Linked DNA regions of Homo sapiens: all the other regions are linked to region 1. The links are chromatin loops, found by intact Hi-C in ENCODE. Cell type or tissue: endothelial cell of umbilical vein. All regions are shown on one strand. Each heading gives the region's core, and the rest is flanking DNA. Links, peaks and the distances in the headings are about the cores only.

Region 1 (7,778 bases), core at 982-5,981:
TTTTATGATAAAGTGCACGTTATAAAAACGAATCAATATGAAATGTAGCACAGAATATTAACACCAGGAAAACCCAGATATGCAAGAATACAGAGGATCATTTTAATGTGTACAAAGCATATATATAAATATGTGTTCGTGAGAGCATATGTATTTGTGGGATGGGGTGGGGGAGTGAGGGGAACACACAGTATTTCCTCCCAAGAAATGACAATGAAAATAGCCTGGCAAGATATTTTAATCTCAGCAATAGATTTTTGGGCATTGCAGTGGGAAGACAAATGTATTATAAAAGTTAATGTCTAGCCTGTAATCCCAGCACTTTGGGAGCCCAAGGTGAGCAGATTACTTGAGGTCAGGAGTTGGAGACCAACCTGGCCAACGTGGTGAAACCCCATCTCTACTTAAAATACAAAACTTGGCACCACATGGTGGTGTGCACCTCTAATCCCAGCTACTCGGGAGGCTGAGGCAGGAGAATCACTTGAACCCAGGAGGCGGAGGTTGCAGTGAGCCGAGATAGCACCACTGCACTCCAGCCTCGGCGACAGAGCAAGACTCCATCTCAAAAAACAGAAACAAAACAAAATTAATGTCTAAACAACACTGTCCAGTAGAAACACAAGGGAAGCCACAAATGAGAGCCACATGTGCAATTTCACATTTTCTAGTGGCTATTTAAAAAAAGAAATTAATTTTAATAATATACAGTATTTTATTTAAGTATCCAAAATATTATTTTTACATGTAATTAGTATAAAATTATTGCAGTATTTCACTTTTTTTATAAAAATGTAATATATAATGGTTGTACATATTTTACTTTTTTTTTTGGTATGAAGTTTTGGGAATACAGTGTATGTTTTACATATGCAACCCATCTCTATTTGGTCAAGCCCCATTTTGGGTGCTCAGTAGCCACGTGTGGCCAGTGGATATTGTGTTGGAAAGCATAGGTTCCTCATTATTCATTTGTGAATGTAATGCTGAAGACAGCAACAAACAGTGACAAATAGGTTTACTTTAATATCAAGTTTATGTTAAGGTAGTATTGTGTTATAGTAAAAACATGTTTTTATTAGGTTTTATTATTAACCACTTTCTTACAAATTTTCGCATTTGAAAGCACATCAGTTTAAAGTATGAGTCTTTGAATAGACAAAAGGAAAGAGTTGGATTTTGGGGTTGGTTCATTTGTTTATTTTCCAAGAGTCCTTACGGTTTGGAAGGGACTTGGGCATGTGCTCTGGGGTGAGGAGAACACTAAGAAATCAACAATGCTGCTTTGTTGGAGGTCTTCCATCCTGTGCATGAATACATAAAGTGCTGGGCAGGAGCAGGTGGGTGTCTTATGAGTTCCCGCTGAAGTGCAGAGATAGGCAGGATGGGAGTAAGCAGAGCGCTGTGGGCAGCACAGCTCACCTCCAGTCCGTCCTGGTGGCTGTTTCCACCCTTGCTTTAGCCGTTTTCTGGGAAGAAAATTGAAGAGACAAATCATGTTTCTATTTTGGAGGACCAAAGTGTTTCTTGGAGTCTGTGTGTTCTTTCTGCTTTACCCACTTTGAGTCCGATTCCCTTTGGTCATCTCAAAATTTCTTTAGGGTCATATATTTTCAGAAAGTCCCAAAACTTGACAGTGGTTCCATCTTTTTCCAATCCAGGTTTGGGAGGGAGAATTAATTTGTACTGAGTTCATCATTTGCTGAATGTTTAGATGTTTGCAGCAAAGTGTTCACTTCTGAGCATACATTATCTCAATATGCACAAAAAATATGAAGTAGATATTTTTCCCATTTTACGGATTAGGAAATTGAAGTGAGACAGACTGAGTCTTCCTTAAGAATATCTGATAGTAACAATGATAAAGACCACTTTATAAAGTGACTCTCTTGGAGGTAGAATTTCATCCCTGCTTTTTTGTGTGTTCTCTGTTTACCTTTGCTAAAATTAACAGGGTGGCTGAGGCTTTGAAAACTGAGATATATGCGTGCGTTCAGGAAGATCAAAGAAGTCAGCTAACACTAAGTGGGTGGAAATGCCTTTATTATGTTTCTTACAGGAAATGTAAAAACAAATTTAATAGAACTATTTTTTTTTTTTTGCAAAATCTTGTGTCATAGGATACTTATAAGAAAGGCTATGTTTAAGCTCATCCTTTTAACTTAAAGAGAATTTATACAATTTCTGTACTTCACAAAGAGCTACACTGGCTATTAAGATTTATGGCAATGTGACTTTGAAGATTTTATGAAGCAGAATTATGTTTTAAAATATAACTCAAATTATATTACAGTTTTGTAGTAGCTGTTCTTCGGCTTGAGAGGAGGAATAGGGACTAAAGGTTAAAGGTGATGGATTTATTTCAAGCGTAGATGAACTTTTTTTTTTTTTGAGACAGAGTCTTTCTCTTTCACCGAGGCTGGATTGCAGTGGCGAGATCTCGGCTCACTGCAATCTCTGCCACCTCAGTTGAAGAGATTCTTGTGCCTCAGCCTCCTGCCAGCATGCCTGGCTAATTTTTGTATTTATTTAATAGAGACAGGATTTCGCCATATTGCCCAGATTGGTCTCGAACTCCTGACCTCAAATGATCTGCCTGCCTTGGCCTCCTAAAGTACTGGGATTATAGGTGTGAGCTATCCCACCCGGCCTCCAGTGTAGACTAACTTTATATTAAAGATCTTGGCTTTGTTTTAAAGAAAACTTACTGATCTGGTTCCTGCTACATTTTAAGTCCTGTTTTTCCACCTCAGAGTGTATCGGTTATGTAGCCTCTCAAATAGTTTTCTGCCAGTTTCTTGTTTGGCTTGGCTCATGTTTCTACTTCTATAAATTTTTAAGGTGCCTTGAAGATCAACTTGGGATTTTTAGTTTTTTCTTCTTCTTTTTTTTAGAAGCAGCAGGTACTTTTTTGTATAATGAAATCAGATACAGATTCCTATTATAGAAAATAAGTAGCAGTGGAGCATCGCTAATGGAAATGAATGTTGGAATTAACAACCCTGCTGATTGGCCTCTCCCTCTCCTTATTTTACAAATAACTCCACAGGCCAAGAGAGGCTAAATGATTTAGGATTATACAGTTGTTTCACTTAGAAACACGGTAAAGATTATGTAATTCAGAAGTTCTCACCTTTTCTTCTGCCTCCATATGCTGAGGTGTTTGAAAGCTTTCCTCTCCCCTCACAAACAAAGCAAAGCAAGTAGGCCCATTGAGAGTCATCCATCTAGCCCTGCCTTCCCTGTTAGATGAAGGAACCAAGGCCCCAAGGGGGGAAGTGACCTGACCACAGCAGATCTAAGTCCCCAGCACCTGGACTGGGTAGCCGTGAGCACAGCACGGTACAGTTGCCCAGTGTTAATTTCTGATTCGGAGCTAGGAGTCAGATCTTAGTGATTCAGTGGTTATTATTGGTCTGTTTAAATCTTGAAGTTGTTGGAAAGAGCAATAGGATAGGAAACTGGGACATTAAATCACTGATTTAAAAACCTGTGGCTCCAAACTTAAAAAATTTGCTGCATAGGCCACCCCCTAGTGGCCAAATTTTACAACTACAACTTTTCAATAGGTCTACTTTTTAAGAATCAGTGCCTTAATGAACTACTGTAGTGATAATTTTTTACTACAGGTGTATTAAAGGAAACTTTTTTTTTAAAGAAGGAGTTCAGAACCGCTGTTCTAAGTATTTCTTAAAAGAAACTTTGAAGTTTCATTTTAATATCTGTCTGGAAAAAATATGGAACTGTTTCCCCAAAAGAGCAGCTGTGAGTTTCCCCAAAAGAGCAGCTGTAAGTGTAGTGGATTTGTCAAACTAGCTGAGTAATCAGCTCCAAACAATTTTTATTTTTTGTAATATTTTATACATACTTGAAAGCAGGGATAGAACTTTAGTAGTGGTAACTATCTAATTGCTTCCACTTTCTGTTTAATTCCTCTCCTTAGACTTTTCAGGGAATCAGTTGTTGGAAGAAACATACAAGTTATGTAGACTTTGTTTACTTAATTAATGTGAAGCCAGACCATAAAGCATCAAGAAGTTAGTGATAAAGACCAAGAAAAGTCCAGGCACAGTGGCTCACACCTGCCATCCCAGCGCTTGGGGAGTACGAGGCAGGCGGGCCACTTGAGCCCAGGAGTTCGAGACCAGCCTGGGCAACATGGTGAAACCCTGTTTCTACCAAAAATACAAAAATTAGCTGGGCATGGTGGCACGTGCCTATAGTCCCAGCTACTTGGGAGGCTGAGGCACAAGAATTGCTTGAACGAGGAAGGCAGAGGTTACAGTGAGTCAAGATCAGGCCACTGCACTCCAGCCTGGGTGATACAGTGATACTTTGTCTCACGAAACAAAACAAAACAAGACCCAGAAAAAGATAATTCTCTGCTGATGGCCTTCTTCTTAGTCACTTCCATTATTAATATTCTTTTGTGAACTGATGTGATCATTTAATTAGCACTATTTTTGGTGCCAAAGAGTGCGCCTGGCTATAAGCTAGGACTTTTTAGAAGCCCTTCCTATTAAACAAATTTTTTTTATTTCTTATTTTTAGCAGTTGCAGACTTGCAAAGGATGTTTCCCACTCCACCATCTTTGGAACAGCATCCTGCATTTTCTCCTGTGATGAATTATAAAGATGGGATCAGCTCAGAGACAGTGACAGCATTAGGCATGATGGAGAGCCCTATGGTCAGTATGGTTTCAACACAACTCACAGAATTCAAAATGGAAGTGGAAGATGGATTAGGAAGTCCCAAGCCCGAGGAAATTAAGGTAGTTGTCAATATATTAACATTTCCAGGGCAGAGCAGTTTCCAAGTGGATTCACATACATCTGCTTTAAAATGGTATTGTCTGTGTGCCATATATACATAAGTTCCTAAGAATCCTTTTAATTAGAACATGAGGCACACCAGCAGGCATATTAAATAGTGTCTTTTGATTGATTTAACATTTCTGCATTAGCATTTTCTAATGATCATAGGAGAGAAATACTGAAATACGATCATTTTGGTTGCTGTTTTTATGATAGCACTATGCCACTGTGGTGTGTTCTACAGAGTTTACCAATATTAACACTGACCCCACTTTGTTGTCACAGGACTTTTCATATGTGCACAAAGTTCCATCCTTTCAACCTTTTGTGGGATCCTCCATGTTTGCTCCACTGAAGATGTTGCCGAGCCATTGTTTGCTACCTCTGAAGATACCTGATGCCTGTCTGTTTCGGCCTTCATGGGCAATTCCTCCTAAAATTGAACAACTGCCCATGCCCCCTGCAGCCACTTTCATTAGAGATGGCTACAAGTATGTATAGGGATTGTGTCATTTACTTGCCATATTTGATGCAATTTTTATCTTAACTAAATGTTTGTTAAAAATGATGACAAGGTCCGGGCGCGGTGGCTCATGCCTGTAATCCCAGCACTTTGGGAGGTGGAGGCGGGCAGATCACTTGAGGTCAGGAGTTTGAGACCAGCCTGGCCAACATGGTGAAACCCCGTCTCTACTAAAAATACAAAAAATTAGCTGGGCTTGGTGGCAGGAGTCTGTAATCCTAGCTACTCGGGAGGCTGAGGCAGGAGAATCGCTTGAACCCGGGAGGTGGAGGTTGCAGTGAGCCAAGATCGCGCCACTGCCCTCCAGCCTGGGCGACAGAGTGAGACTCTGTCTCAGAAAGAAAAAAAAGAAAGAAAAAATGATGACAAGTAGCATATCATTTGAAACTTTCCTTTATTGGTCGTTCATGTTTTTGTGCAAATTATTTTGTGCTGGAAAATGTGCATTATTTTCTAAATGAAATTTTGTATGCAGACAGTCCCTGACTTACAGTGGATTTACTCAGGAGTTTTTGACTTTTTGATGATGTAAAAGTAATACACGTTCAGGACATGCTGTACTTTGAGAACCCATACAACCGATCTGTTTTTTACTTTCAGTACAGTATTTGATAAATTACACGAGATAGTCAGCACTTTATTGTAAAACAGGCTTTGAGTTAGATGATTTCCCCAATGGTAGGCCAATGTAAGTGTTCTGAATATGTTGAAGATAGGCTAGGGCCGGGTGCGGTGGCTCAAACCGTAATCCCAACACTTTTGGGAGGCCGAGGTGGATGGATTGCTTGAGCTCAGGAGTTTGAGACCAGCCTGGGCAAATGGCGAAACCCTGTCTCTACAAAAAATACAAAAATTTAGTTGGGCATGATGGTGTGTGTCTGTGACCCAGCTGCTTGGGAGGCTGAGGCAGGAGAATCACTTGAACTCACGAGGCGGAGGTTGCAGTGAGCCAAGATTGCACTACTGCACTCCAGCCTGGTCGACAGAGCAAGACCCTGTCACAAAAACAAACAGATAGGCTAAACAATGATGGAATCAGTTTTCCCTGTGATGAATAATTTCTTAATAAATAAAGTGATTTGATTGATAGAAAAGGCCACAAATTCAGATTTCTGCTGTGGTCAGGTAAGCAATATATAGATGAAATGGACAGGGTAAATGCAAAAGAGTTGGTACTACTGATGCTCAGCACCATTGTGCTGAGCTTAAGGAACCAATAAAACAAATTTGTGGTCCAGCCTCAGCCTCTGGGCTGCAAGTTTGTGACCTTCTGTAAAATCATCCTGATGAAGTTAATTTTAATGTCGTAACAAGACTTCCTGCTTGTGTATATAAAGTCAGTGTCAGAAAGAAAAACGGTGACAGAAAAGTACAGAGGAATCCTAGACTTAGGAAGCTACACTTGCAGTATTAATAAGACTGAAATTCCTGCCTTGCAAAAATTATATGCATGACCTTAAATGACCATTTTACGTGGGTCTTCCCTTTAAAATGGAGTAATCCTGCTCTGCCTCCCGCACAGGACTTCCACAATGCTTCAACGACTAATGACTGTAGAAGTACCGTGGAAATAACAATGCACCAGCAGTATAAAGAGTGTGCTGAAAAGCACCCTGAGCGCCTGGCTGGTGTGCTGCTGCTGTGCTCCGATTGTACTCTAGCTTACTCAGCTAGATCCTGGCACAACACACCTAGAACACCTTGGCGCATAAGGGGTTAGCTTAGCACATACAGTTGCCAATAAATGACATAGCAGTTTTAAGAACCCATTCAGCAGTTTAATCTCTTTCATACATACAGGTTTCCCCAAAAAGGTCACATGCAAGCTTTTGCTGTGTAATCGTTTAAATCATTTAGGTCATTATTTAGATCTATTACATCTTTCATTTGCCATCCCAAAGATTCTTTGTATTCTTAACTGGCTCTATTATACAACTTTATGTGATGAAGGTTTTGTTTTTGTTTTTGTTTTTGTTTTTTGGGGGGGTTTTTTGGAGACAGGGTCTCGCTCTGTCACCTGGGCTGGAGTACAGTGGCACAATCACAGCTCACTGCAGCCTTGACCTCCTGGGCTCAAGTGATCCTCCCACATCAGCCTCCTGAGTAGCTGGGACTACAGGCACGTGCCACCACACCCAGCTAATTTTTATGAAATTTTGTTGTAGAGTTTGTGTCTCCCTGTGTTGCCGACACTGGTCCTGAACTCCTGGGTTCAAGTGTTTCTCCTGCCTCGGCCTCCTAAAGTGTTGGGATTATAGGCATGAGCTACTGCACCTGGCATGTAGGTGATTCCTGTCTGCACTGTCCACTATGGCAGTCATCAGCTTCCTGCTGCAGGTGTTGACCACTTGAAATGTGGCTAGTGAGACCAAGACTGAATTGTTTTATGTTAATTAATTTAAATTTAGGACATGGGGACTGGTGGCTACCTTATTGGACA
Region 2 (7,778 bases), core at 1,445-6,444, 710 kb before region 1:
TCCTGTCTGCAGAAGGATCTGGAGGGGTAGAACGCTTCCCCTCTACGACGGATTGACTCCCCAGCACCTCACCAGCAGTTCTTTGAATGGAGTGGCTTTGGAGGTGGGAGTTGAGGAAGAAATGTGAGCCTGTCATTACAGGTTCTGTTTAGAAAACTAGTCATTCTACTAAAAAGGTATCACATAAGTAAGTAGGAGCAATAAAAACAAAGAAGATAGTGGGACTCCGAGAAGCTTTCCCCGCCTCTGGCCTGTTAGTCTATCGTTCGTTGGGCAAGGCTCTTCCAGTGTGTGACCTTTTGCGTGTTATCACAGCATGAGTGCAGTTTTGTGTACAGGCATCCCTATATTCAGCATGTATCTGCAACATGCCTTACCTCGTCTGCTGTCACAGAGCAAAGTGGAGCAAGTGGTCGCCGTTGGTCTGCACCTGAGCTGGGAGCCGAGTGGTGACGTGCATATGGGCCGACTGCGTCTCCACAGAACCTACTCAGTGATCTTCCTGTGTACGACTCAGTCCCTGATGTTGGAGTTGAACTGTAGGACTGTCTGTAAAATGAAAGTGCAGACTTTAATGTAGTAAAGAGAATGACTTGCCAGTTACAACCAATGAGCAAAGCAGTTAATTATTCAAATATTTTACCAAGAGTCCAGGTTTATTTTTTCTCAGGACTACACATTCTGTGAGACCAGAGGGACCAAGACATATCACTACCAGAAATGTGTTTTCATCAGCACTGCCAGAGGTTTTCATAGGGTAGTTTACTCTTGGAATTTTTAAATTCATACTTTTTTTTATGCAACGTGGGGTAGGTAAGCTTCTGATCACTGTGCACCCAGATTATCCCAAAATCGAAAGTGGTGTTGGCAGCCGGGTGTGGTGGCTCACACCTGTAATCCCAGCACTTTGGGAGGCCAAGGTGAGAGGATTGCTTGAGCCCAGAATTCGAGACCAGCCTGAGCAACATAGGGAGACCCTGTCTCTACAAAAAATAAAAAAAAGGAGCCAGGCATGGTAGTGCACACCTGTAGTCCCAGCTACTCAGGAGGCTGAGGCGGGAGGATGGCTTGAGTCCAGGAGGTCAAGGCTGCAGTGAGCCGTCATTGCGCCAGTGTGCTCCAACCTGGGCCACAGAGTGAGACCCTGTCTGAGGAGGGGAAAAAAGTGTTGTCTAAATGAGAAATCACCATTATCAGTAATTTAAGATTCCAGGCTATGTTGGTCACATCTCACTATTCTTTTTTTTTTGAAACGGATTCTCGTTCCATCGCCCAGGCTGGAGTGCAGTGGCACGATCTGGGCTCGCTGCAAGCTCTGCCTCCTGGGTTCACGCCATTCTCCTGCCTCAGCCTCCCGAGTAGCTGGGACTACAGGCGCCCGCCACCGTGCCCAGCTAATTTTTGTATTTTTAGTAGAGACGGGGTTTCACCGTGTTAGTAGCCAGGATGGTCTCGATCTCCTGACCTCGTGATCCGCCCACCTCGGCCTCCCAAAGTGCTGGGATTACAGGAGTGAGCCACCGCGCCTGGCCACATCTCACTATTCTTAAGGAAGAGAGAGAGCGAGAGAGAGTGTTGTCCTGTCCTGTGGGGATTGGGGCATTGTATTAAGTTGTACTGGGGGATGTCAAGATAGAAATGTTGAGTAAGTTACTACCTGAATAAATATTTGACCAGTTGATGCTAATTTGAATAGTAAATGTGATGACATTATATATTCTCAGGGATGTTTCCATACATTGGCTCTGTGTGTGCGTGTGTGTGTGTGTGTGTGTGTAACAAAAGCAGTATGAAGTATGTGAGCAATATCCTAATTTTATTGACAAGAGCACTGACCTTAATGACCTTGAGTAAATTACCCTCTCCGGCTTTGGTTTCCTCATTTGTCAATTAAGGGTGATGGCTAGCGTATCTTGCAGATCCAAATTCCAATTTTTGTAACAAGCCAAAAGTCCCCCTGGCTGTTAAAGCAAGACCAGAGCCCTCGTATCCCAGCGGCTGGGTCCCAGGCTTTTGATTTTCACAGGACAAATGTAGCCCAGCCATCTGGAGCCCGTTTTTCTCCAAACCAGGGCTTCCTCCTTCTCTCTTGCAGATTTCAACTGGGGCTCACCATTTTCTGCCTCTTCCTCCTCCAGTTTTAAAGAGACACCATATCCTTCTCTGCTGGGACCAACTTCCCATGTACTGCTGCCCTGCACCTGTGAAAACAGCTGCTGTGTTTTCTGTCATAAAAATAGCTGCCTTTTGGCAGAGAAGCACACAACGGTACTACGTTTCTGAGCCTTAATGCAGTGCTCAATTATTTAGGTGTGCTTCACCTGAGATACACAGAGCATCTTGGAACTCCTACTAAGCAGGGCTTCTACAGGCATTGCTCAGCTCAGTAAAAGGTTTTCCTTTCTCTGCTTTTGTGATTACCAGGCAGAAACCTTAAAATGTATGAACTTACAAAGAAATTAAATTGTGCCAAATTAGATTCCCAGCCCCTAGAGATAACCACTAATTAAAGTTCCGCTGGAGCGTTTTGCCTGTATTTTGTATATAAACGTGGATTTTGTATTTGTATGTAAATAAAGGTAGGACCCTGCTGTCCATATTATTTTAAAATAATTAGCTCCTGTTAGATTGATTTAATCCAATGATAGCGAATTCATTTGCAGAGCAGGCAAGCGCACTTTCCACTTCTATCATCCTGCCTGGAAGATTGAAGCCCAGTTAGAGGTTAAAACCCTTTCATAATTGCACAGGAGTTTAGCTTTGCCTGCTTTTTCCTTGTCTGATTTTATGCAGTGGGGAAGGAAGTCTTTTTGTTCTGCACAAATAAATTATAGGCATTTGTCGCGGCCGGAGTTGACCTGCATTAGGGATGCTGAAGAAACCTGTCACGGCAGGGTGTCTCTCGGCGTGACTCGACTTTCCTGAGAGAGCAGAGATCGGGAAAACTGCACTCCAGATCTCCTGAGCCTGTCATTTATTTTAGTGAATTGCTAAATGCAGAAATGTAAAATATAAAAAGGCTAGGGGAGGATCTGTGGACCGTCTTACTGGCTACCTGGTGTTGTAAGATTATTTGAGCTCAAGGCAGTCCACATTTCCCCCAGCACCAGCCAGCTCCGCCCTGTCAAGCTGCTGGTCTACATGGTGGTTTTCGAGGGTATAAAGGACTTCAGTTTCTAAAGATGTTCCTAAATGCTCCGTGGCATCTGCAGCAGGATGTCGGGAGCTGGAATCCACTGTGCTCTCTTCCCTAGGCACGTGCTGGACTCAGTTTCTCCCGGGAGGTTTGCATCTGGGCAGCACTTCAGGGCGTGCTCCTCGAGCTCCGTCCGTGGCATCCATACCTGCCTGGGCTGTGCCTGCAGCCTGCTAAATGCCAACCTGGAAGCCCAAGACAGATAGGCTTGGAGCAGCTTAGCAGCCGGCTGGGCTAATTTATTTGACACAAATCAGCTCATTGACCTGATTTAGCACGGGGAGGAACTACAGAGCCGAGTCACATGTGATCGTAAAGCCCTTTCTTCTCACTGCAGCCCTTTCAGACCTCGAAGGATGGCAGTGTAGTCAAATGACACTTGCGGTGCGATTTCAAGGGAAGGAGGAGAAGATGGAGAGATGGAAAGTGGAGAGCAAGGCAGCGCGGGTGGCACAGACACCGACAATTGCTTTCTGTGCCACTTGGTGGCACCAATGCCATAGGTTTTCTGTCCTCAATGTGATCGTTGTCTAGAGATTATGGGCCCCGTGCCTGCGTGGAGCTCTCTCTCCTGAAAACAATGAAGCTGTTTCTATAGATGAGAACCATCTGGTGGGGATGACAGATCAGGACTCTTTCCTGGGTCCGGGCGATTTTGTGAACAGGGACTCAGGAAAGTAGCCCTTGCAGAAGAGGGAACTGGGCATGCTGCTGGTGCAGAGAAGACCCAAGGCTTAAATAAATACTCACAGCTACCCCCTTCTTCCTCCTGCACCCTCCGCCAACACGAAAAGTGGGATAGGCCTCTTAACCATTCATACTCAGACAAAGAAAAACATTTATGAAGCACTTGCCATGTGCCACTCTGCACGTGCAGCGTCCCATCCCCATCTTCAGAGACCAGCATTCTTCTTTTGTGTGTGTGTGTGAGAGAGAGAGAGAGAGAGAGAGAGAGCAAGACAGGGTCTCACTCTGTTACCCAGGCTGGAGTGCAGTGGCGCGATCTTGGTTCACTGTAGCCTCAACCTCCCAGGCTCAAGTGATCCTCCCACCTCAGCCTCCTGAGTAGCTGGGACTGCAGGCACACATCATTACACCCAGTTATTTTTTAAAAATGTTTAGTAGAGATGGGGATCTCGATATATTGCTCAGGCTGGTCTTGAACTCCTGGGCTCAAGTGATCTGCCTGCCTCAGCCTCCCAAAACGGTGGGATTATTATAGGCGTGAGCCACTGCACCCAGCCAGGCATTCCTTTTCTTTTTTCTCTTGGAATGGAGTCCTGTCACCCAGGCTGGAGTGCGGTGGCGCGATCTCTGCTCACTGCAACCTCTGCCTCCCGGGTTCAAGCGATTCTCCTGTTTCAGCCTCCCAAGTAGCTGGGACTACAGGTGCATGCCACTATGCCTGGCTAATTTTTGTATTTTTAGTAGAGATGGGGTTTCATCATGTTGGCCGGCTGGTCTTGAAGTCCTGACCTCAGGTGATCTGCCCACCTTGGCCTCCCAAAGTGCTGGGATTACAGGGCATGAATCACCGCGCCCAGCCAGGTGTTCTTTTTTGTCATTTTATAGAGGAAGTCTCAGACGCTCAGGTTAATTTTAGCACAAGTTTACACCATGACATGGAGGAGCCACCTGCAACTCCAATCTGCGTGCAAGCAGGGCCGGGGCAGCGCGTTGCCTTGGCACGTTTTGATCACCCTTTGTTGTTTCCTGTGGGCAGGGGCTGTGCCTCAGTCTCTTATTTCTGGGCCCATTGGCCTGTCTATGAAAGGATGTCAACAGGATAATGCATGGGGTCCTTCCAGCCCTGGTATTCTAGAATTGTAGTTGGTGGCTTCTAGGACCTGGAAGGTGTTGCTTGAAACCAGTGCTGTTTAATCAGTGGGAGATTTTACACCACCCACTTCAAGCAATGTTTGAAGACATTTTGTTGTTGTTTTTGTTTCTTTGTTTGTTTGTTTTGAGACAAAGTTTTGCTTTGTGGCCCAGGCTGGAGTGCAGTGGCACAATCACTGCTCACTGCAGCCTCGAACTCCTGGGCTCAAGTGATCCTCCCATCTTAGTCACCTGAGTAGCTGGGACTACAGGCATGAGCCACCATGCCTGACTAATTTTTAATTTTTTTTTTTTTAGAGATGGGATCTTGCTGTGTTGCCCAGGCTGGTCTCCAATCCCTGATCTCAGGTGATCCTCCCACCTCAGCCTCCCAAGTAGCCGGGACTACAGGCCCATGCCACCACACCTGGCAAAAACCCATGCTGTTTAACCAGAGGGAGATTTTGCCCCCAGGGGATATTTGGCAATGTTCGAAGACATTTTTGATTGTCAAAAAATTTATGTGCAGGGGTGCTACTGGCATCTGGTGGGTAGAGGCCAAGGATGTTGTTCAACATCCCACAACACCCAGGACAACCAGCCCACAACAAAGAACTCACTGGCCTGAGTGTCAGAAGTGCTAAGGCTGAGAAACCCTGGGTTAAACTTTGTGACCCCTTGCATGGCAAGGATACGGAATTTTGAGCCCTGAGTATTCACGCAGCAGGTATTTAAAGGGTGCTTACTCTTCGCCCAGCTCTGTGTAGGTACTTGGGGAGTATACAGAACTGGAAGATGCTTCATCCCTTCCGGGGCTTAAAACTGAGTTGCTCCAAGCCTCTGGTTCTGGACACATTGTGCCTGAGCACCCTTAGATGTTGATGCTACCATCCCTCTTAGGATAAAATACCACTTTGGATTTCCAAAGAAAATATTTTATCCTCAACAGAGTAGCCACTATTTATTTATTTATTCCTACCTCATGCATAGAGCTACACTGAGTGTAGCTGGTTTATTTTCAAAAAGAAGTTGAGGAAATGCCACACATTAGACTCAAGGAAGAAAGTTAGAATCAGATGTGCAACTGTAAGCCAGCAACACAGTTGATGCAAGTAAGCTTCCTGGCAGCAAGGGCAAAAAGGGAAATAATCCTTCATGATAATATAAAGCATTGAAGGGACTGTATTACTGTCTCCTCAAAGGGTACAAAGTCTTGAATAAAATTTTAATGTAGGCTTCACACAGAAGATACTGCTTAGTATTTGGTAATGCGTACTATGTTCACCAGGCATATCAAAGGCAGGCATTTCTGGGTTTTGGATGGAATGATAAATTAGGAATGATATCTGTCTTCAGATGTCTGTTGGAGAAGATAAGCAATTATGCCACTACCTGTTAAACAGGGTTATAAATGTGAGGATAAAAGGAGTGTTACTATGTGAGTGAGGCAGGCAGAGAAGACTTACAGAATAAAACAATATGTTTTTATTTTTATCTTTTAATTTTTTTTTTTTTTGAGACAGGGTCTTGCTCTGTCACTCAGGCTGGAGTACACTGGTGTGATCACGGTTCACTGCAGCCTCAACCTCCCAGGCTCAAGTGATCCTCCCACCTCAGCCTCCGGAGTATCTGGGACTACAAGTGCACACCACCATGCCCGGCTAATTTTTTGTATTTTTGTAGAGACGGGGTTTTGCCATGTTGCTCAAAGTGGTCTTGAACTCCTAGACTCTAGCAATCTGCCCACCTTGGCCTCCCAAAGTGTTGGGGTTATAGACACATTTTAAAATACATATATATATTTTTCTAATTGCAAATTAATACACTGCATTACAGAAAATTAGAGCAATACAAATATGAAGGAGAAAATAAAAGCTCCATAACCTTTCTACCTGTAGACAACCACTGTTATCCTTTGATGTGTATCTATTTTCATGCACACATGCGCTTATATATTAATATATTTAATAGAAACAAAAATTGGAATCTCATTATATTTTACCATGTTGTAACCAAATATCCCTTAAAGGGCTTTGAAGGATGAGTTGGAGAGAAAGTGAGTTGCACGCCACTGCGGAGTTGGGCAGCCAGAGTCAATTTCCACCACGCATGCATGGATCATGGAGAGGGGTGAAATCCCACATTTCATTCTGCATCTCCAAGGGCCATCATTCACAGGGAGCTATGGAACCCAGCAGCCCTGGGGCCCCATTCTCTCTCTCTCCCTTTCTTCACCTAACAATGTAATGGGAATGGTTTTCCATGTTAAATAGTCTAGCATTTGATTTTTTGGTAACAGCTTTATTGAGATATAATTTACTTACAATTCACCCATTTGAAGTATACAAGTCAATGACTTTATTCACAGAGTTGTGCATCCATTACCACTATCAATTTTATTGATTGATTGATTGATTGATTGATTGAGATGGAGTTCCGCTCTTGTCAGCCAGGCTGGAGTGCAGTGGCACAATCTCAGCTCACTGCAACCTCCACCTCCCGGGTTTGGGTGATTCTCCTGCCTCAACCTCCCGAGTTGCTGGGACTACAGGCACATGCCACCATGCCCGGCTAATTTTTGTATTTTTAGTGGAGACAGGGTCTTTTTAGTAGAGTCTTTTGTGTCTGGCTTCCTTCACTTAAAATGATGTTTTCAAGGTTCAATCATGTTGTAGCATGGACCAGTACTCCATCCCTTTGTATGACCGAATAGTATTCCATTGTGTGGCTATACCACATTTTGTTAAAATACTCATCTGTTGAT
Region 3 (7,778 bases), core at 1,445-6,444, 140 kb before region 1:
CCTTTCATCTTAAATACTAAAGAGAACATCCCAAGTCAGAGATTTTAGTTATCTTAAAACACTTTGAACTTTACTGGCTTAGAATGATTGGTTAAACACAATGAAACAAAAAATGCTGCAGAATAAAGTGTTCACACATTTCACTGTCAATGACTAACATTTGCTTAGAATTTTCTGTTAGGTCACAATATTGCAGATGTTTTTTGAGGAATTATGACTTGACCAAGGTCAGACATGTGTTAATTGAGCTTCCCCAGATTTGTCCTGATGGCCACAAACAAGTCTGTGGGAAGACAGCAGCAGCTTAATTTACCACCCACCTTACTGAATCATAAAACTCTAGAGCTAGATGGAACCCATAAAAAGACGCTGTAGCTTTGTGAGCATTCCAGCTTGGCCGCTGCTTCCCTTGCAGAAAAGAACATTGAGAGAGAATTCCAGGGACCACCCAAGAGGTCTTCAGTTCTTTCACTTTCTTTACAGCTTCAATGTTGTTACCACCCTTCCCTGTCCTGTACTCCAGTCCCTGTACGTAACAGCAACAAACCCTGATATGTAAAAAGTCCTTGAAAATTATTGAAATTAAAATTTTTTTCTCCTAAGTCTAGGCTTTAAATACCTAAACAATAGGGCTATGTTTTATAAAATTTATTTTGTAGAGTATTTAGATCCTTCTAGATTTTAACAAATATAGAATTGAAATAATGGGTTTTAAAAATTTATGTCAGGCCGGGCGTGGTGGCTCACGCCTGCAATCCCAGCACTTTGGGAGGCTGAGGCGGGCGGATTGCCTGAGGTCAGGAGTTCGAGACCAGCCTGGCCAACATGGTAAAACCCTGTCTCTACTAAAAATACAAAATTAGCCGGATGTAGTGGCAGGCGCCTGTAATCCCAGCTACTCGGGAGGCTGAGGCAGGAGAATTGCTTGAACCTGGGAGGCGGAGGTTGCAGTGAGCTGAGATCGCACCATTGCACTCCAGCCTGGGCAACAAGAGCAAAACTCCATCTCAAAAAAAAAAAAAAAAAAAAATTACCTCATTATAAAGGTATAAAAGTAACAAGCATTTATTGAGCTCTTACTGTTTCCAAGGTACAACACCGTATTTTTTAGACAAGTTTATACAAGTTGTCTGTATTCTCAGAAATACCATAGTCTAGATGGAGGCAAAATAACGCTGGGTGCAGTCTGCTGCTTAATCTTCAATATAAGAATATACTTGGAAAGCTTGTTAATAGATTCCAAAGCCTGTTTCCCTGGGATTTTAATGTCACTTGGAGTACCTCATAATTTATGAGTACTTCAAAATTATGAGTACCTCATAATTTTTACCCAGCTTTCACATCCTCTGTGATTCTGAAACCCCGTGAGTTTCCAAAGGCCCATACTTTGTTTAATACTGGTGTTACAAAGCAGACCAGAGTTTTCTGTTTCTAGCTCATTCATTTGTTATCTTTTTGGCCTTGAGAAAATTACATAATTCCTGTTACTTGATTTCTATATCTGTAAAGTGGAGATTATATTTGTCTACCTCATAAGAGTATTATGGAGGTGAATTATGTTATTGGAACACAAATTATCACTGAGTAATTGATAGCTACTGCCATTGTTGTCCTCATCTTTATCATACCACCACCACTACTTCCATTATCACTACATCATCATTCATCTTAGTGACAAGAAGGATGCACAAAATAGCGAACAATGTCAAGCAGCAGGTGTAGGAATGGCATAGACAATATCTGGTAGTTTAGAGATGCTCAAAATTTGGGCTGCAGTGGCCTGAGATGTTCATACAGGGAATGAAGAATGAAAAGGATTTAGCCATGTAAAGACAGAGTTGGAAGGAGAAGACTATTCCAACACAGAATTATTTCAAAATAACTTATTTTTGGTTTTTAAATTTTTACTGATGATTTACCTCAATTGTCTTCTGTTTATGTTAACTTAAAATAATTGGTGTGGTTCACCTAGGATCTCAAGTTTATTCAGGAAAATCAAATGTTCATGAAAGTGTGCATGTAATATGTGTTACTATGTTGTGAAGGTCACCAGTTTATGTTCACTCTTATTAATGTAAACACTTGATTATATTATGCTTCTAGCTACTATATGATTATAAAACTGAAATGGTTTTATAGGTTAAATATAATCAAAACTATAGCTGATAAAAATACAGATTAAGAGCATAATATTATATGCCACCTGATGTTTACTTGAACGCAGGTTTCTGTTCATAGCAAAAATTTGGTACTGACTTCTTAGAAACAAATCTGTTTAATTTTGGCTTGCCTGTTCTGTGGATGGTGTGATGACTCAAGTCTTCCACCATTTCCTCTTGTTTGAAATGCTGTAAAACTTTAGCATAACTTACTGTGGCTTCATTTGGCGTGAATGCATCGTTCTTTCTCTCTCTCTCCCTCTCTCTCATACACACACACATACACACTTATTTTTTGGTCTGTGTTCTCTTCTCATTAGCCTTGAGATTGTGTGGTGATACTCAGTTATGAGAAGATCATTCTGATGAGCACAAATAAGCATTAATTTTAAGCTTAAGGATTTTCTAGAGCCCCAATTTGAGAAACACTTATTTGCATGGTAGATATGAAGGGACCATAGCACTTAGTTCAGTTTCCTCATTAAACATCAAGAGACACAACAACAGCCAAAAGAATCTTTGAGGCCGGGTGCAGTGGCTCACGCCTGTAATCCCAGCACTTTGGAAGGCCGAGGCAGGTGGATCATGAGGTCAGAAATTCAAGACCAGCCTGGCCAAGATGGTGAAACTCCATCTCTACTAAAAATACAAAAATTAGCCGGGCATGGTGGCGGGTGCCTGTAATCCCAGCTACTCGGGAGGCTGAGGCAGAGAATTGTTTGAACCCAGGAGGCGGAGGTTGCAGTGAGCCGAGATCGTGCCACTGCACTCCAGCCTGGGCAACAGAGTGAGACTCTGTCCACCAAAAAAAAAAAAAAAAGGGAATCTTTGAAAAACAGCCCCACTTGAAGCAGCACAGTGGCTTCTGTGTATACTGAACATAGTTTCTGGATAACTCATCAAGGATCACAAAACTGATCAGCTAGCCTTTGTGTATCTGATTGACTTATACTAAAGTTTCTTCCTGCTTTAGGGACATGTACTTGCTCCTCTCCCTATTTGAATAGCTATTCCTTCATCTCACGAGCCTGGTTCCTTGATAGCATTAGGTCTTAGAACAAATACTACTTCCTTATATTATAGTGTGATCTTACCACTTGCTCCAGTTATCCTTTGCTGTGTAACAAACCACCCCAAATTTGGTGGCATAAAATGGCAACCATTTCATTATGTTCACAGGTTCTTTAGGTCAAGAATTTGGAAAGGGCATAATAGATATGGTTTGTTTCAGCACTGTGATGTCTCGACCTTCAGCTGGCAAAGCTAGTATAATTGAATGGCTGGGTGCCAAGATCATCTGGAGGCCTTTTTATTCACATTTGTGACTCATGTGAGGGCATGGATGAGCTAGGATTGTTGACTGGAGTCCCTACAAGTAGCCTTTCCATGTAACTTAGGCTTCCTTTCAGCATAGTGGCCTCAGAGGAGTTAGATTTATTACTCAGGACTTTCAGAGCGAGTGTTCCAGTGAATGAGATGGAAGCTTGCATGGCTTTTCTAACCTACCCATAGAGATTATGTGTTGTCACTTGCTTTTTTGTTTGTTTGTTTGTTTGAGACGGGGTCTCGCTCTGTTGCCTAGGCTGGAGTACAGTGGCACAATCTCAGCTCACTGCAACCTCTGCCTCCCAGGCTCAAGTGATTCTCCTGTCTCAGCCTCCCTAGTAGCTGGGGCTACAAGCACATGCCACCACACCCGGATAATTTTTTGTATTTTTAGTAGCGGCAGGGTTTCACAGTGTTAGCCAGGATGGTCTCCATCTCCTGACCTCGTGATCCGCCTGCCTCAGTCTCCCAAAGTGCTGGGGTTACAGGTGTGAGCCACTGCGCCCGGCCACATGGTGTTGCTTTCATCCTACTCCTTCCTTGAAGCAACCATAAATCCTATTTTTTAAGGGAAAGAAATACAGGCCTTACCTCTCAGTGGGAGGAGTGTCAGACACTTGGGGTCTTGTTTTAAAACTGGCGTATCATCGTAAATAGCATAACATGGTTAACATGGGTTAAAAGACATGTTGTCTTTTAGGTAAATAAGGTAAAAGACTTAATTGCATTTAACTTGCATTTAACAGGGGTTTGAATAATTTTATATAAGTAAAATTATTACTCTCTGCCTCTCTCAACTAAAATGAAAGTTTTATGAAAAATCTGTTCACTGCTGAATTTTCAGCCCCTATAATAGTGCCTAAGATATCATATCCATTCACTTGCTGAATGAATAGATACATGAATTAAAATTCAGCCACATAGCCAGTTTGCTTCACCGCTGAGACCGTCCTAGTACCCTGTTATATCACCAGGGTTCTCATAAAAATTTTCTTATTAATATGTAATATAAATTGTAAATTCAGCATTTCATTTCACTGAATCTGTATCTTTTTGTTCATAATGTGCTTTCTAAAATGAAATCGGGTGCCTTTGAAATTTAGTTCGTCTCTCAGTATACTGCTTCTACCTTAATGATTTATCATCCAACACTAATCATCCAGATTATGTTACTGCAAAACTAGTGTGAAGTACAATAATTTTGTTTTTGTGAATGAGTTATGAATCTACTCTGCCTGGGACAGTGGTTGCACTGGATGTATATCATCTAATATCAAAACTCAGTAGCAAAAAACAGTTTATTTTATTATGCCTATGGACTCTGTGGGTCAGAACTTAAGACAGGGCACAATAGGGACCAGTAGTTTTTGCTCCAGGATGTCTGAGGGCTCCACTGGAAGGGCTCCAAGACTGCAGTCTTTCTGTCAGGCTGGGGGCTGATTGCCTCGGGAGGTGTTTTTATTCACATAGCTGGTGGTCGATGCTGGTTTTTGGCTGAGATGTCAGCTGAGACAGTTGGCCAGAAGAACTACATGTGGCTGCTCCGTGTGGACTAGGTTTCCTCACAGCAGGGTGGTTGCACTCCAAAAGTGATCTTCCTGAGTGCAGATGTGGAGACTATCAGTTTCTTATGCTCTGGACTTGGAGACTAACATACAGTCACTTCGGCCATATTTTGTTTGTTGAGGCAGTTACAAAGAGCTACCCAGATCCAGGGGAGGGAATATTGATCCTATCACTTGATAGGAAGACTGATAGTGTCGCACTGTAAGAAAAGGCATGTAATATGGGATATATTGTGAGCTATCTTTGGAAAATATTGTTTGTCAGATGGGGCGAACTGTGGGCTCAGGGGCCTGCCTGCCTATATCTAGGGGCCTCACATGAGTTACCATGGTCCTAGAGCCCGTTAAGACCAGCTTCTGAGCAGAACCAAGAGTTACAGTACCAGCCTGGTCTACCGTCATGCTGAATTGAGCTCTTCTTCAGGCACAGGCTGTTTCCAGATTGTTAGCACTTCCTGTTGCTCCTCTTAACATTAAGAGTCCTACAGGTAGAAGAAAACTCAATATTGGACTTTTAGGCAATGTTGACTCACAGGGAAAGTGTTGCAAGAGAAAGTACTGTGTTTTGTGAGTACAGTTTGGAAATTTTAAACTCAAGTCTGCTCACATAGTAAAAAGAAAACAAACTCTGGTGAGATTGGTTCTCATTTTTTTGAACAGTGCTATTGGCTTTTACTAGTTGGAGATAATTGTGCCCATTCACTCATTTTCCTTCTATCGAATGGTCAAAGATTCTTCTCTTTATGCCTGGTGTTATCAGTAGTAAATCAAACTTATAGTTTTCAAATATTATTAGTTTTATTTTTTCCTAACAAGGGAATTGCAACTGTGCAGCAAGTGATACCGTTTCATTCCCTGCAGTTAGTCTGTTTTTCCTCTTTCTTCCTTTCCTCCCCTTCGCCTTCCTTTTTGTTTTTTTTTGAGACAGAGTCTCGCTTTGTCACCCAGGCTGGAGTGCAGTGTCGGCTCACTGCAGCCTCTGCCTCCCTGTTTCAAGTGATTCTCCTGCCTCAGTCTCCTGAATAACTGGGATTACAGGCACACACCACCACACCCGGCTAATTTTTGTATTTTTAGTAGAGACAGGGTTTCGCCATGTTGGCCAGTCTGGTCTCGAACTCCTGACCCCAAAGATCCACCCACCTCGGCCTCCCAAAGTGTTGGGATTACAGATGTGAGCCCCTGCACCCGACCTGTTTCTTCCCTTTCTTTTCACCTTGTAGCTCAGAATTAGCATATAGTGAAATTGCAAGGGAAAAAAAAAAGCAAGTAGAAAAGAGAAGAAAATCACATTTCCATGTGGAAATAGCATACTTAGTTTGAGTGTAGGACATTTACTCCAAATGCTAATGTTTTGTAGTATCCGATAATATTTTAAAAGAGATTTTGTGCTTTAGACTTAGAGAATGGTATTACAGTAGAGTTGCTGCAAAAATGACAAACTAATCCTCTGCCCAGTAATTTGAGTACATGTGGCAGGTCCCAGAGATGTGCCAGTAAAATAATGTGCTAGTATTTTATTTGGTACTGATTTTTTTTTTTTTTTTTTTTTTGAGACGAAGTATTGCTCTCTTGCCCAGGCTGGAGTGCAATGCCACGATCTCGGCTCACTGCAGTCTCTGCCTCTCAGGTTCAAGTGATTCTTCACCTGAGCCTCCTGAGTAGCTGGGATTACAGGCACCTGCCGTCATGACCTGCTAATTTTTTTTGTACTTTTGTAGAGACGGGGTTTCACAGTGTTGGCCAGGCTGATCTCGAACTCCTGACCTCAGGTGATCCGCCCGCCTTGGCCTCCCACAGTGTTGGGATTACAGGCATGAGCCACCGCACCTGGCGTTTTTCTTTTTTTTGAGATGGAGTTGCGCTCTGCCACCCAGGTTGGAGTGCAGTGGCGTGATCTCGGCTCACTGCAACCTCTGGCCACCTAGGCTCAAGTGATTCTCCCACCTTAGCCTTCTGAGTAAGCTGAGACTACAGGCGTGTGCCACCACTCCCAGCTAACTTTTTTGTATTTCTGGTAGAGATAAGGTTTTGCCATGTTGCCCAGGCTGGTCTTGAGCTCCTGAGCTGAAGCGATCTGCCTTCCTTGGCCTCCCAAAGTGCTGGGATTACAGGTGTGCCCAGCCTTGGTACTGCTATTTCTAAAATGTGATTGCAATGGGATTTTGAATGATACATGCACACAAAAACATATGTATATACATAAATGTGAAGGTTCTTTTTTAACCAGAACCTAAAACCTAGAGAGTTTCATCGTAACGTCTGTTAAAGATGACAGTTCTGGACATTGTGCCCAGCGTAATGCAGAGTTTATTTGATGAGGATTTGAGAAGGAAGTACCTTTAGTATCATTTGTACACAGTGTTGTGGCAGAGCTGTGAATTTTTTTCTGTTTTGCAAAGAGAAGTAAGCATACTTATGCTGGTTAATGGAGGTTGCCTTTCCAATTTGCTGTGCAACCTGGTGAACAGTTTGCGTGCTGAATCTTGATACAGCCTTTCCTCTGTTTAGTATTATAATATGTGCTTAGCTGGCACATACAATATGGATTATGTTTGATTATTTTGTGTATAATTTCCATAAATAAACAATCTCCTTTCCTTATAATCCTTCCTTTCTCTCCAAAATAAGCATTAGAATTGAACTAGTGGAACTTTAGACTGTCTTCTTCAGTGGTTCTCAACAGGAGAGATTTTTTACCCCCCAGAGGACATTTGGCAATGGTTGG

Evidence for each region. Peaks named below come from ENCODE experiments on the same cell type or tissue, not always from the same donor. Only the 100,000 strongest peaks of a DNase experiment are listed, where the experiment ranks them.
Region 2: it touches region 1 in a loop (4-fold over the local background); 64 of 110 quality-filtered maps call a loop at or near these places.
Region 3: it touches region 1 in a loop (3-fold over the local background); 3 of 110 quality-filtered maps call a loop at or near these places.

Annotation. Positions count from the first base shown.
Region 1 is chr12:115,994,004-116,001,781 of GRCh38, reverse strand. MED13L (mediator complex subunit 13L) reads left to right here. Exons shown (of 31, transcript NM_015335.5): 15 at 4,552-4,772; 16 at 5,101-5,306. Among named protein-coding and RNA genes, the nearest start is that of LINC02463, 110 kb to the right of the region's middle. RefSeq lists enhancers at 2,765-3,264, 3,332-3,381, 3,265-3,766. In endothelial cell of umbilical vein, for the core only: a CTCF peak has its summit at 3,523 (motif pointing left); a DNase peak (open chromatin) is centred at 3,501; H3K27ac peaks cover 306 bases.
Region 2 is chr12:116,705,006-116,712,783 of GRCh38, reverse strand. It overlaps SPRING1 (SREBF pathway regulator in golgi 1), which reads left to right. Exons shown (of 5, transcript NM_024738.4): 5 at 1-2,613. Among named protein-coding and RNA genes, the nearest start is that of SPRING1, 29 kb to the left of the region's middle. RefSeq lists enhancers at 3,433-3,612, 4,913-4,962. In endothelial cell of umbilical vein, for the core only: a CTCF peak has its summit at 3,681 (motif pointing right); a DNase peak (open chromatin) is centred at 3,663; H3K27me3 peaks cover 1,473 bases.
Region 3 is chr12:116,131,105-116,138,882 of GRCh38, reverse strand. The region is part of intron 2 of MED13L (mediator complex subunit 13L); the gene reads left to right. Among named protein-coding and RNA genes, the nearest start is that of MIR620, 14 kb to the left of the region's middle. RefSeq lists enhancers at 6,378-6,877, 6,878-7,379. In endothelial cell of umbilical vein, for the core only: no CTCF peak of the experiment used is centred there; DNase peaks (open chromatin) are centred at 2,332 and 3,452; H3K27ac peaks cover 2,223 bases.